Linked DNA regions of Homo sapiens: region 1 is linked to region 2. The links are chromatin contacts, found by Hi-C or POLR2A ChIA-PET in ENCODE. All regions are on one chromosome and are shown on one strand. The core of a region is the stretch at or near the end of the contact, and the rest is flanking DNA. Distances in the headings are between cores, read along the strand shown.

Region 1 (5,350 bases), core at 752-3,251, 49 kb after region 2:
ACTGATTTACCTTTGCAAAAGATCCCATGTCTGCTGGGAGGAGAACTGGCTGTAGAGAGCCAGGGTGGAGGGGTGGAGCTGGGAACCAGAGGAAAGGCAAGGAAAGGTTCCCATTTGGCAGTGGAATAGGAGAAAAGTCTGGGGTTTGGGTTATATATCAGCTGGAATCAACTGGAATTTCTGGTGGATTGTACACAGGGGTGAGGGAAAGAGAAGAACTGAGCATGACTTCTAGATTCTTCTTTTGAGTCTCTGAGTGAGTGGTGGTGTCATGAAAGGAGACGGTTAAGAGGGAGTGAGGAGCATGGCTTTTGGAGAAACCAAGGGTTAGGTTTGGGGCAGGTTCACATTGAAAGGCTGGTTAGAAGTCCAAGGGGGTAGGCCGGGCACAGTGGCTCACGCCTGTAATCCCAGCACTTTGGGAGGCCAAGGCGGGAGGATCACTTGAGGTTGGGAGTTTGAGACCAGCCTGGGCAACAAGGTGAAACCCCATCTCTACTGAAAATACAAAAATTAGCCAGGTGTGGTGGCGGGCGCCTGTAATCCCAGCTACTCAGGGGCTGAGGCAGGAGAATTGCTCGAACCCAGGAGGGTGGAGGTTGCAGTGAGCTGAGACTGTGCCATTGCAGTATAGTGTGGGCAACGAGAGTGAAACTCCATCTCAAAAACGAAAAAAAAAAAGCCAAAAAACCCCAAAGAAGTCCAAGGGGGTAGTGAGGGCCTCTGGGCTGGAGATGCAAACTTGGGCATCCTTAACATATAAAGGGGACAGGTGTGACCACCCAGAGAGACAATTCAGAGGAGAGATCCCTCCACAGGGAGGTGAGCTCTGGGAGCTCTTATATTTATAGTCTGGTGGAGGAGGAGGAGCCAGGGCAGGCAGCCTGGGAGCTAGGGGAAGATGGGTGCAAGGAACTTACCTTTAGTGCCAGGTGCTGAACTAAACACCTGGGGAGGATCGGCCCCTGGTCCTCACGATAAGTCTGTGAGGTGCAGGTGCTATTAAGCGTCTCACCTTATCGAAGCGGAAAGAGGCCCGGAGGTGACCCAGTGCACCTGCCAGCAGGTGCACGACTGTGTAGGGAGTGAGGATTCACACCAAGGGGGGCAGTCCACCTCGTTTGCCCACGGCATTCCCGTGTTGCAGAGGAGGATTCCAAAGCTTGTGGTTTTGTTCATTTGTTTTCATTTGTCTGTCCTTGCATTCCTCTCCTCCCAACACATATTTACTAAGCACCTACTGAATGCTGTGCACTGGGCAAGGAACTGGAGATTCCAAGATGAGTAAGGTGTGGCGCCCCTTAATCTGGTGAGGGAGGTGGATGGGCAACAGCTGAAGGGTGGGCGGTGCCTGATGCAGGTGGAGGGACTCCGAGGAGGCTTCCCAGGGGAGTGTCCAAGCCAAGCAGTGGAAAAGGCAGAGTTAGGTCAGGAAGCAGGAGGCATCCAGGCATGTGCCAAGGCTCAGGGGAGGGAATAGCAGGGCCATGTCAGGGAGGGTGCAGGAGGGTGCTGCTCAGGAGCTCTGTCCATTGTACTAGGGGCTTGTACTTTATCTTGTGGGCCCTGCGAGCCAGTCAACTGTTTCAAGCTAGGGGATGACGGGATTAGAACTTTTTGTTTGGGGTAGAGATTGGGCTGCAAGGGACAGAAGAGTTACCAGGGAGAGCTTTCAAGGCTGTTAAAAGGCTCTCGATTCCTAGGTCATTCTCTGAACCCTGCTGCTTCCTTACTCCTTCCCAAATTCTGCTCATTTTTCTCTTCCAAAAAGATTTCCGAGTCAGAGAGGTTAAGCAACTTGCCTGAGGTCTCCCAGCGTGCCAGGTCATCCAGGCTGGGACTGGTCTTCTAACTAAAACAACCACAGTCCCAGGGGTGGAAGCGGATGGTGAGTAACCCCAGGGAGCGGCTCACTGGAGGCTTGAGTTGAAGGTCACCGTCCACAGTCCCCGTGTGGCTTTAAACATTGCCTTTTTGCAGTCTCAGAGAACAGTTGGTGCTTCTGGGCAGGAGGAGCTGGGCTGCTGCTGGGAGCCAGGGCTGGGGCTTTCCCAGAGCTGCACGGGTTATTTAAGCAGTTTCCTGGGCATCTGCTTCCTCCCCAATGAGTGATGGGAAAACTCCATGGGGCTGGTGCAGGATTTGATTAACAGGTCACATGAGGCCAGTGAGGGAGGCAGTCCCTGCTGGGAAGGGCAGATGCCAGGCAGAGGGCGAGGGGAGGGGGAGATGGGGAGCACTTCCCAGAGCCCTGTGCTATGAGCTCTGTCACTTTGGGCAGGTGTCTCACCTCTCTGCAGTCTTGGTTCCCTCGCCTGTAGAGATAATATGAAATGTGACCAATAGGACTGAAGTAATAACCAGTGTCCACTGTAGGCCTGAAGTGTGCCAGGTACCACGCATGATCTTGTTTCAATCTATCTTTTTTTTTTCTTTTGAGATAGAATCTCACTGTGTCACCCGGCTGCAGTGCAGTGGCATGTTCTTGGCTCACTGCAACCTCTGCTTCCCGGGTTCAAGTGATTCTCCTGCCTCAGCCTCCCAAGTAGTTGGGACTACAGGTGCATGCTACCACAGCTGGCTAATTTTCGTTTTTTTTTTTTTTTTTTTTTTTTTTTTTTTTAGTAGATACAGGGTTTCACCATATCAGCCAGGCTGGTCTCAAACTCCTGACCTCCAGTAATCTGCTCCCCTCAGCCTCCCAAAGTGCTGGGGTTACAGGCGTGAGCCACCGTGTCCAGCCTCTTGTTTCAATCCCTTGTCATCTTGTGAGCTATGGATGGTCATTATCTTCATTTTATAGATGACACAGCTAAGGAACAGAAAGGGTAGATATTTTGTCCCAGGTCACACAGCTAGTAAATGGCAGAATTTGAACCTGACCCTCTAACTCTGGAGCCCTCCCCTGAAATCCCTGTGGTCCCCCTTCAAACTTTGTTCAGCTGAGCATGAGTCCCTTCCTTGGCAAATCACTTGATAGGATCCTGTGGGGCACTAGCATTCTGCCCACTTGACTTTGGGACACCCCAGTCCCTACAACCCCTTAAGTTTTATCACGAAGACTTGGAGCTCCAGTGGGCCTCAGCCCCTGGCTCATCATCTTTCAGCCAAGTGGGGCAGACCCGGGACCAGAACCCCAGCATCCCAGACTCCTGGCCTTCTGCTCCTTTCACTCCTCCAGGGCCTCAGAGGGGGACTGGACTGGGAGCCAGTTGCCTGGGTTCTAATCCCACTTCTTCCTTGGACCAGCCAGAAGAGCTTGGGCAACATTTCACTTTGCCCCCTGCCTTTACCCTAAGCCTCAGTTTCCTCTTCTGTGAGATGGGTAGATTGAGAATCTAGAATCTCTACCAATTCTAATAATTCATAAGTGTAAGATTTCAGGTTTCTATCTAGGAATCTGTAAGAGTCAAACATTTGCCACCTTTTTCTACTTCCTGTCCTCTATTGCCTGTGGGACTCGAGGAGACTGAGATGAGGAAACAATTCAGTGAACCCTCTATAGTTTGACACACTGTAGTTTGAGGGTGGTGGCTCATGCCTGTAATCCCAGCACTTTGGGAGGCTGAGGTGGGAGTGTCGCTTGAGCCCTGGAGTTCAAGACCAGCCTGGGCAACATAGTGAGACCCCATCTTTAAAAAAAAGCCAAAAAACAAAAATTAGCCAGGCATGATGGTGGGCACCTGTAGTCCCAGCTACTCAGGAGGCTGAGGCGGAAAGATGGCTTGAGCCCAGGAGGTTGAGGCTGCAGTGAGCTATGATGGCACCACTGCACTCCAGCCTGGGCAGCAGAGTGAGACCCTGTCTCTAAAAAATAAAAAATATATAGCTTAATAGCAGCGTATGATGACGACTATCACTTGAGTACCACTGGGTGCCAGGCACTGTGCTGGCTGCATCATGAATTATTTTTTTGCCTACTCAACAGGGAGGCGAGTATGATTAGCTCCATGTTAAATGTGAGAACTGAGACACAAAACGTTTAGCTAACTTTCCCAAGGGTCAAGTGATTGCATGACCTGTATATGAAAGCTGGACTTCAAAGACCAGAGGAAGTGCAGAGGATACGTTTGCTAGGTGCTTCCTTGTGGGGGTGGGTACGGCCTCTCTACCTCACGTCCCATCACTTGGAGCTCTCTGCAAAACCCGTTCTCCCGGGCCCTAGATGCAAAAATCCACCCAGTTCATCCGCCCTTGAGAAATGATGTTGAGTCAGATCTGGAAACACTAAATGGGTGAGTCACAGTGAGGATGGTGAGGGGCTGGGCAGGGAGGAACAGTGCTTAGCCCACCATTGGCCAGAGCTCAGCCTTGCCAAGGAGCCCAGCCCAGGGGGCAGGCCTCAGCTATTTACAGAGAAGGGGACTTGGGAGCAGAGAGAGGATGCGGCTGGCAGGGAGGGAGACAGAGGAGCTGAGGGTCAGACAGCAGAGCTAGAAGAGTTTTCAGGGATCATCTAGTCCACACATAGGACATCTCAGTCCCAGAGAGGGGCTGGGACTTACCCTAGGTCACACAGCCCATGATGCCAGACCCAGCAATAGAAGGGGATTTTGGGAGGCTGAATCCTCAGCCTCCCTCCCTCCCTCCTTTCCTTCCTTCCTTTTTTTTTTTTTTTTTTTTTTGACAGGGTCTTGCTCTGTCGCCCAGGCTGGAACACAGTGGCATGATTACAGCTCACTGCAGCCTTGATTTCCTGGGCTCAGGTGATCCTTCAACCCACCTCAGCGTACCGAGTAACTGGAGCTACAGGCACATGCCAACATGCTAAGCTAGTTTTTGCATTTTTTTGTAGAGATGGGGTTTTGCCACGTTGCCCAGGCTGGTCTCAAACTCCTGCGTTCAAGCGGTCTTTCTGCCTTGGCCTCCCAAAGTGCCTGGATTAGAGGCATGAGCCACTGTGCCCGACCCTGGCCACTTTCATGGGCATGACTTTCTGACCAGGCACTATGCTGTTTGCCTTCTCTTTCTCCAATCAGGAGAACAAGAACAAACAGCAACAATAATAAAGGAATCATCTTGCTAAATCCTAAGCATGTGTGTTGCCAATATGGGTAGACTGTACCCAAGTCCCACCTCCTCCTCTTCCTAGGTGGATGACTCTGGGCAAGGCACGTTACTCCTCTTAGCCTCCAAGTTCCTTTAGCTGCGTCATGGTTTAAGCAGATTCTGAAATTGCAGCACTTCTCAGTGCCTTTAACATGTGGAGTATTGTTATTCTCCAGCAGGGAGACTTCTGCTGTGGTTTTCCATTGTTCTTTGAGTATTGAATGCTTTTTTTTTTCTCCCAATGAGCACCTATTGACATATTTCAGGGCACAGATGTTTCCCCAAATATACAGATTGACAA
Region 2 (5,611 bases), core at 92-2,591:
GAGATCACGCCACTGCACTCCAGCCTGGGTAGCCTGGGTGACAAAGGGACTTTGTCTCAAACACACACACACACACACACACACAACACACACACACACACACAAAACAAAGAAATCTTTTATCTCCTGCAGGGTTTCTATGTGATTTTTACTTGAGCAATACAAGAGTATATTGTCCAGGTGAGCACCCTGAGACTAATGGTGAGGGTTGACCCTGAGTTCCACATTGGTTGGCATTCATATTTCTGTTTCTTTCTTCCTCTTTTTTTTTTTTTTTTTGGAGACACAGTCTTGCTCTGTTGCCCAGGCTGGAGTGCAGTGGCACGATCTCGGCTCACTGTAACCTCCACCTCCTGGGTTCAAGCGATTCTCCTGCCTCAGCCTCTCAAGTAGCTGGGATTACAGGCTCCCACCACCATGCCTGGCTAATTTTTGTATTTTTAGTAGAGACAGGGTTTCACCATGTTGGTCAGGCTGGTCTCGAACTCCTGACCTTGTGATCCTCCTGCCTCAGCCTCCCAAAGTGCTGGGATTACAGGCGTGAGCCACCGCACCTGGCTATGTTTCTGTTTCTGATTGGGGAGGTGGAGCTACTGACCTCTGGATGGAGGAAAAGATGCTCTGTGGCCACCACCAGGCTCTAACCTTTTATTTCATTGATTCCTCGGAGCCAGGATGAGAGGTAGCATCATAATCCTGATTAGTGGACAAGAAAACTGAGGCTCCAGAACACTGAGTGACTGGTTCAAGGTCCACACCTGCAAGCCCAGAGGCTGCCTATGGGGCGGGGTAAGGGGCACAGGATCATGCCCTTCATACAGTCCCCGCAGTCCTGGAGGTGCTGCTCAGTGCACGACGCCAGGGGGCGCCATGCGCATCGAAGAACCCTCTGTGGTTTCCCAGTCCTTGGGGCTGCAGCTGCTGCCTTCTTCGACCGATTTCTGCGGAGATGGTTTCGTGAGGACAGCATTATAAATGGGAATGATCCATGATACTCATGACTGGGCCCTTGGGGACTGGGCCCCTGCCAAGCCATGTGATCCAAGGCCTCCTCGTACTTGCTTTCCTTTCTGTGATGTCTTGCCTGTGCCCCAGCTGCCTGTGCTGTGAATTTAATTCCTGCAATAGGAATCTCATAAATGCATGGGTGGCCAGGCAAATAGGTATAAATAAGTAAAAAAGTTGTGCCTCTGAAGCTCTCCGTGGGGTAACTCATCCTCAGAAGAATGTTTATGGGCCTGAGCTGGAAAGGGAAGAAGTGCAAGTTCCATCCTCAACAAGGTGCCTGTTGGCAATTTGAGCTGGAAGTAGGGTCAGGATGACATAATAGTGAAGTGACGGGTCTGTGTTCCAGTCCTGAGCCAACCACTGTGTGCGTGTCAAAAATAGCCACCATGCTTCATTTCTCCCATTGTTGAGGCATATTTTTCCACTTCTTTTGGACCAATACGAAGTGATGGAAGTGAGGACTTGTGGCTTCCAAGCCAGGCCCTCAAGAGGTCTTGCCCACTTCCACATTCTCTCTCTCGGACCTTGGTGTGATATGAGCCTGGGTTAGAGTGCAGGGGGATGAGAGACCATGAGGAGGAGAGTGTCCCAAGCAAGGCCATCCTAGACCAGCCTGTCCCCATCAGGCCTGCCAGCTGACAGCAGACTCCTGAGAAAGCCAAGTCCAGTTGAGTTCAACCTAGCTCAACCCTGGCCAGCAAAACCACACGGCGAACCTGCAGATCCTGAACTGTAATAGAGGCTTATCATTTTATAAGTCATTCCATTTAGATTAGTTTATTATGCAGCAACAATTAACTGATATGGCCAATTATAGTGAAATGGTCATGGTCCATTTGCATACTCTGTGAGCCTCAATTTCTTTTCTTTTTTTTTTTTTTTTTGAGATGGAGTCTTGCTTTGTTGCCCAGGCTGGAGTGCAGTGGCATGATCTCCGCTCACTGCAAGCTCTGACTCCCAGGTTCATGCCATTCTCCTGCCTCAGCCTCCCTAGTAGCTGGGACTACAGGCGCCTGCCACCACGCCTGGCTAATTTTTTTGCATTTTTAGTAGAGACGGGGTTTCACTGTGTTAGTCAGGATGGTCTCGATCTCCTGACCTCGTGATCCACCCGCCTCGGCCTCCCAAAGTGCTGGGATTACAGGCGTGAGCCACCGCGCCCGGCCGCCTCAATTTCTTTATCTGTGAAACAGGTAACGCTATATGATAGTAGTCTCTGTCCCAGAGAAGCAATATGAGGAATAAATTAAATGTTCATAAGATTCTTCTCACAGTGTCTGACATGGAGAATATCAGCTGGAACGGGCCTGGTGGTGCTGCCATAATTAGCAACCCTAGGCTGCGCCCAGTGGCTCATGCCTGTAATCCCAGCACTTTGGGAGGCTGAGGCAGGTGGATCACCTGAGATCAGGAGTTTGAGACCAGCCTGGCCAACATGGTGAAACCCTGTCTGTACTAAAAATACAAAAATTAGCCGCGAGTAGTGGTGCTCGCCTGTAGTCCCAGCTACCTGGGGAGCTGAGGCAGGAGAATCGCTGGAACTCGGGAGGCGGGGGCTTCAGTGAGCCAAGATCATGCCACTACACTCCAGCCTGTGTGACAGAGCAAGACTCCATCTCAAAAAAAAAAAAAAAAAATTAGCAATCCCAAATATTAGTGACTTTAAACAGCAAAGGTCGGCCAGGTCCGGTGGCTCACACCTGTAATCCCAGAACTTTGGGAGGCGGAGGCGGGCAAATCACGAGGTCAGGAGTTCGAGACTAGCCTGGCCAATATGGTAAAACTCCATCTCTAATAAAAATACAAAAATTAGCTGGGCACAGTGGCTCACGCCTATAATCCCAGCACTTTGGGAGGCAGAGGTGGGCAGATCACGAGGTCAGCAGTTTGAGACCAGCCTGGCCAACATGGGTTAAACTCCGTCTCTACTAAAAATACAAAAATTAGCCAGGTATGTTGGCAGGCACCTGTAATCCCAGCTACTCGGGCGGCTGAGGCAGGAGAATTGCTTGAACCCAGGAGACAGAGGTTGCAGTGAGCCGAGATCAGGCCACTGCACTCAAGCCTGGGTGACAGAGCAAGACTCCGTCTTGGAAAAAAATAAAAATACAAAAATTATCTGGGCATGGTGGCACGCGCCTGCAATCTCAGTTACTAGGGAGGCTGAGGCAGGAGAATCGCTTGAACCCAGGAGGCGGAGGTTGCAGTGAGCCGAGATCGTGCCACTGCACTCCAGCCTGGGCGACAGAGCAAGACTCCGTTTCAAAAAAAAAAAAAAAAAGTCTGGGCGGGGTGGCTCATGCCTGTAATCTCAGCACTTTGAGAGGCCGAGGTGGGCAGATCATAAGGTCAGGAGATCAAGACCATCCTTGCTAACACGGTGAAACCCCGACTCTACTAAAAATACACACATGCACAAAAAAATTAGCCAGGCATGGTGGCGGGCGCCTGTAGTTCCAGCTACTCGGGAGGCTGAGTCAGGAGAATTGCTTGAATCCAGGAGCAGAGGTTGCAGTGAGCCGAGATCGTGCCATTGCATTCCAGCCTGGGCAACAGAGTGAGACTCCATCTCAAGCAACAACAACAACAAAACAGCAAGCGTCTATTTCTTGCCCTTGTTACATGTCTGCAGTAGGTGGACCAGGAGCTGTGAGCATTATGGTCACGTAGAGTCCAGGGCTGGTGACGTTCTTCATCTCAGCACTTTTCTGGCCACTGCCCCAGAGAGAAAAGAGAAGCTCAGGAGGGAGTTCAGGACTCATCGGCCCCACCCACCCAAAGGGCCCATCCTTCTTTCTAGAAGGGGACAGCTGGAAGTATTTGGTGAACAACATTTACAACTTCATATGAGCAGTGAATGAGTGTTAGGTATTGCTTTCTGCTTGAGTCCTCAAGTTGGGAGAGTAGTAAAGTGAAAATAAAAAGAAGCAATATTGTTTTGTTTTGTCTTTTTGAGACAGGGTCTCACTTTGTCACCCAGCCTGGAGTGCAGTGGTGTGATCTTGGCTCACTGAAGCCTCCGCCTCCCAGGTTCCAGTAATTCTCCTGCCTCAGCTTCCCGGGTAGCTGGGATTACAGGTGCCCTCTACCATGCCCAGCTAATTTTTGTATTTTTGGTAGAGATGGGTTTCACCATGTTGCCCAGGGTGATCTCGAACTCCTGAGCTCAAGCAATACACCCACCTCGGCCTCCTAAAGTGCTGGGATTTCAGGCATGAGCCACTGCGCCCAGCTGGAAGCAATGGTAATAGAAATCACAATAGCATAATAGCGGCTCCACGTATTGAGTACCTACTGTATGCCAGCACAGGGACAGGCCTTTTATCTGTGTCATTGAATCCTTACAAGAACCCTGTTAGATCAATCTTATTATCCCCCTTTTAAAGCAGGATGAGGCTCAGAGAGTGTAAGGGACCTGCCTGGCATTGCCAGGTTTGTGGCAGAGCCAGGATTTGGATCCAGGACTCTATTTTTTTTTGAGACGGAGTTTTGCTCTTGTTGCCCAGACTGGAGTGCAATGGCCCGATCTCGTCTTAACCACACCTTCCGCCTCCTGGGTTCAAGCGATTATCCTGCCTAAGCCTCCCGAGTAGCTGGGATTACAGGCATGCGCCACCATGCTTGGCTAATTTTGTATTTTTAGTAGGGACAGGGTTTCTCCATGTTGGTCAGGCTGGTCTCGAACTCCTGACCTCAGGTGATCTGCCTGCCTCGGCCTCCCAAAGTGCTGGGATTATAGGTGTGAGCCACTGCGCCCGGCTGTGACCCCTTTTTAATGCTCCCCAAAGGCTGACCAAGGTGTCCCAGAGATTAGGCAAGGAGCCAGACCAGGCTGTCCATCGACTGAACTGGTCCATCTGGACTCCTGTCAGTTATGATCAGGAATCAGCAAAGAATAGGTCAAGTACAGTGGCTCATGCCTGTAATCCCAGCACTTTGGGAGGCTGAGGTGGGAGAATTCCCTGAGGCCAGGGGTTCAAGACCAGCTTGGGCAAAATAGTGAGACTGCCATCTCTGAAAAGAAAAGAAATCAGCCAAGAACTGTCTGGTTTTGCGCCTTCACTCCCCCGATCCTTCCAGTTTTGTGCTATAAATTCCTTTGAGGAATTCCAGTGTAGGCTGAGGTAGCCAAGAGGCACAGGGCCTCCTTAGCCCCATCAGACTGACGGTGGCTCCTCACCTCACACAGCCGTTCATAACAATAGTCTGTGTTGACTGCACCGGCACCGTCTACCCACACTATGCCAAGGGCTTTGTGAGCATTTTCTTTTTTTTTTTTTTTTTTAAATTGATAACAATTTAACTTTATTTTTTATTTATTTATTTTTTTCCACTTTTTTTTAATTATTATTATACTTTAAGTTTTAGGGTACATGTGCACAATGTACAGGTTAGTTACATATGTATACATATGTTTTCTTATTGAAAGCTCCCCAAACCCTCTGTTATTATCCCCATGTTATACAAGTGGGAACACATGCACAGAGAGGTACATGTCCTGTCCAAGGTCCTACAGCTGGTAAGGAACCAGAATTGGAACTCAGGCAGCCTCACCCCACGTCTTCACCTCTAACCTTAAGCTATAAAGGGTTCTTACATTCTT

The links. A loop is a pair of places that touch in the nucleus more often than their neighbours do. ChIA-PET counts read pairs that join two places held with the same protein, here RNA polymerase II (POLR2A). Pooled maps may share reads with other maps.
Region 1: a map of GM12878 shows a loop between it and region 2 (3-fold over the local background). The contact joins two enhancer-like sites. A Hi-C loop is called at or near these places in 7 of 168 maps with a recorded cell type or tissue (Calu3, GM11168, GM12878 and 4 more), 2 of 37 single-sample maps with no recorded cell type and 11 of 50 pooled maps. POLR2A ChIA-PET finds 5 or more read pairs at or near these places in 8 of 52 experiments (B cell, H1, HCT116 and 4 more).

What each region holds. Positions count from the first base shown.
Region 1 is chr1:17,549,981-17,555,330 of GRCh38, forward strand. The region is part of intron 1 of ARHGEF10L (Rho guanine nucleotide exchange factor 10 like); the gene reads left to right. Among named protein-coding and RNA genes, the nearest start is that of ARHGEF10L, 13 kb to the left of the region's middle. RefSeq lists a silencer at 4,034-4,328. Within about 2 kb of position 2,002, at least 10 of the 41 ENCODE cell types and tissues checked have a DNase peak (open chromatin) inside an H3K27ac peak, as active enhancers do; they include transverse colon, where a contact is called at or near this core.
Region 2 is chr1:17,501,635-17,507,245 of GRCh38, forward strand. No RefSeq gene overlaps it. Among named protein-coding and RNA genes, the nearest start is that of ARHGEF10L, 35 kb to the right of the region's middle. Within about 2 kb of position 1,342, at least 11 of the 41 ENCODE cell types and tissues checked have a DNase peak (open chromatin) inside an H3K27ac peak, as active enhancers do; they include transverse colon, where a contact is called at or near this core.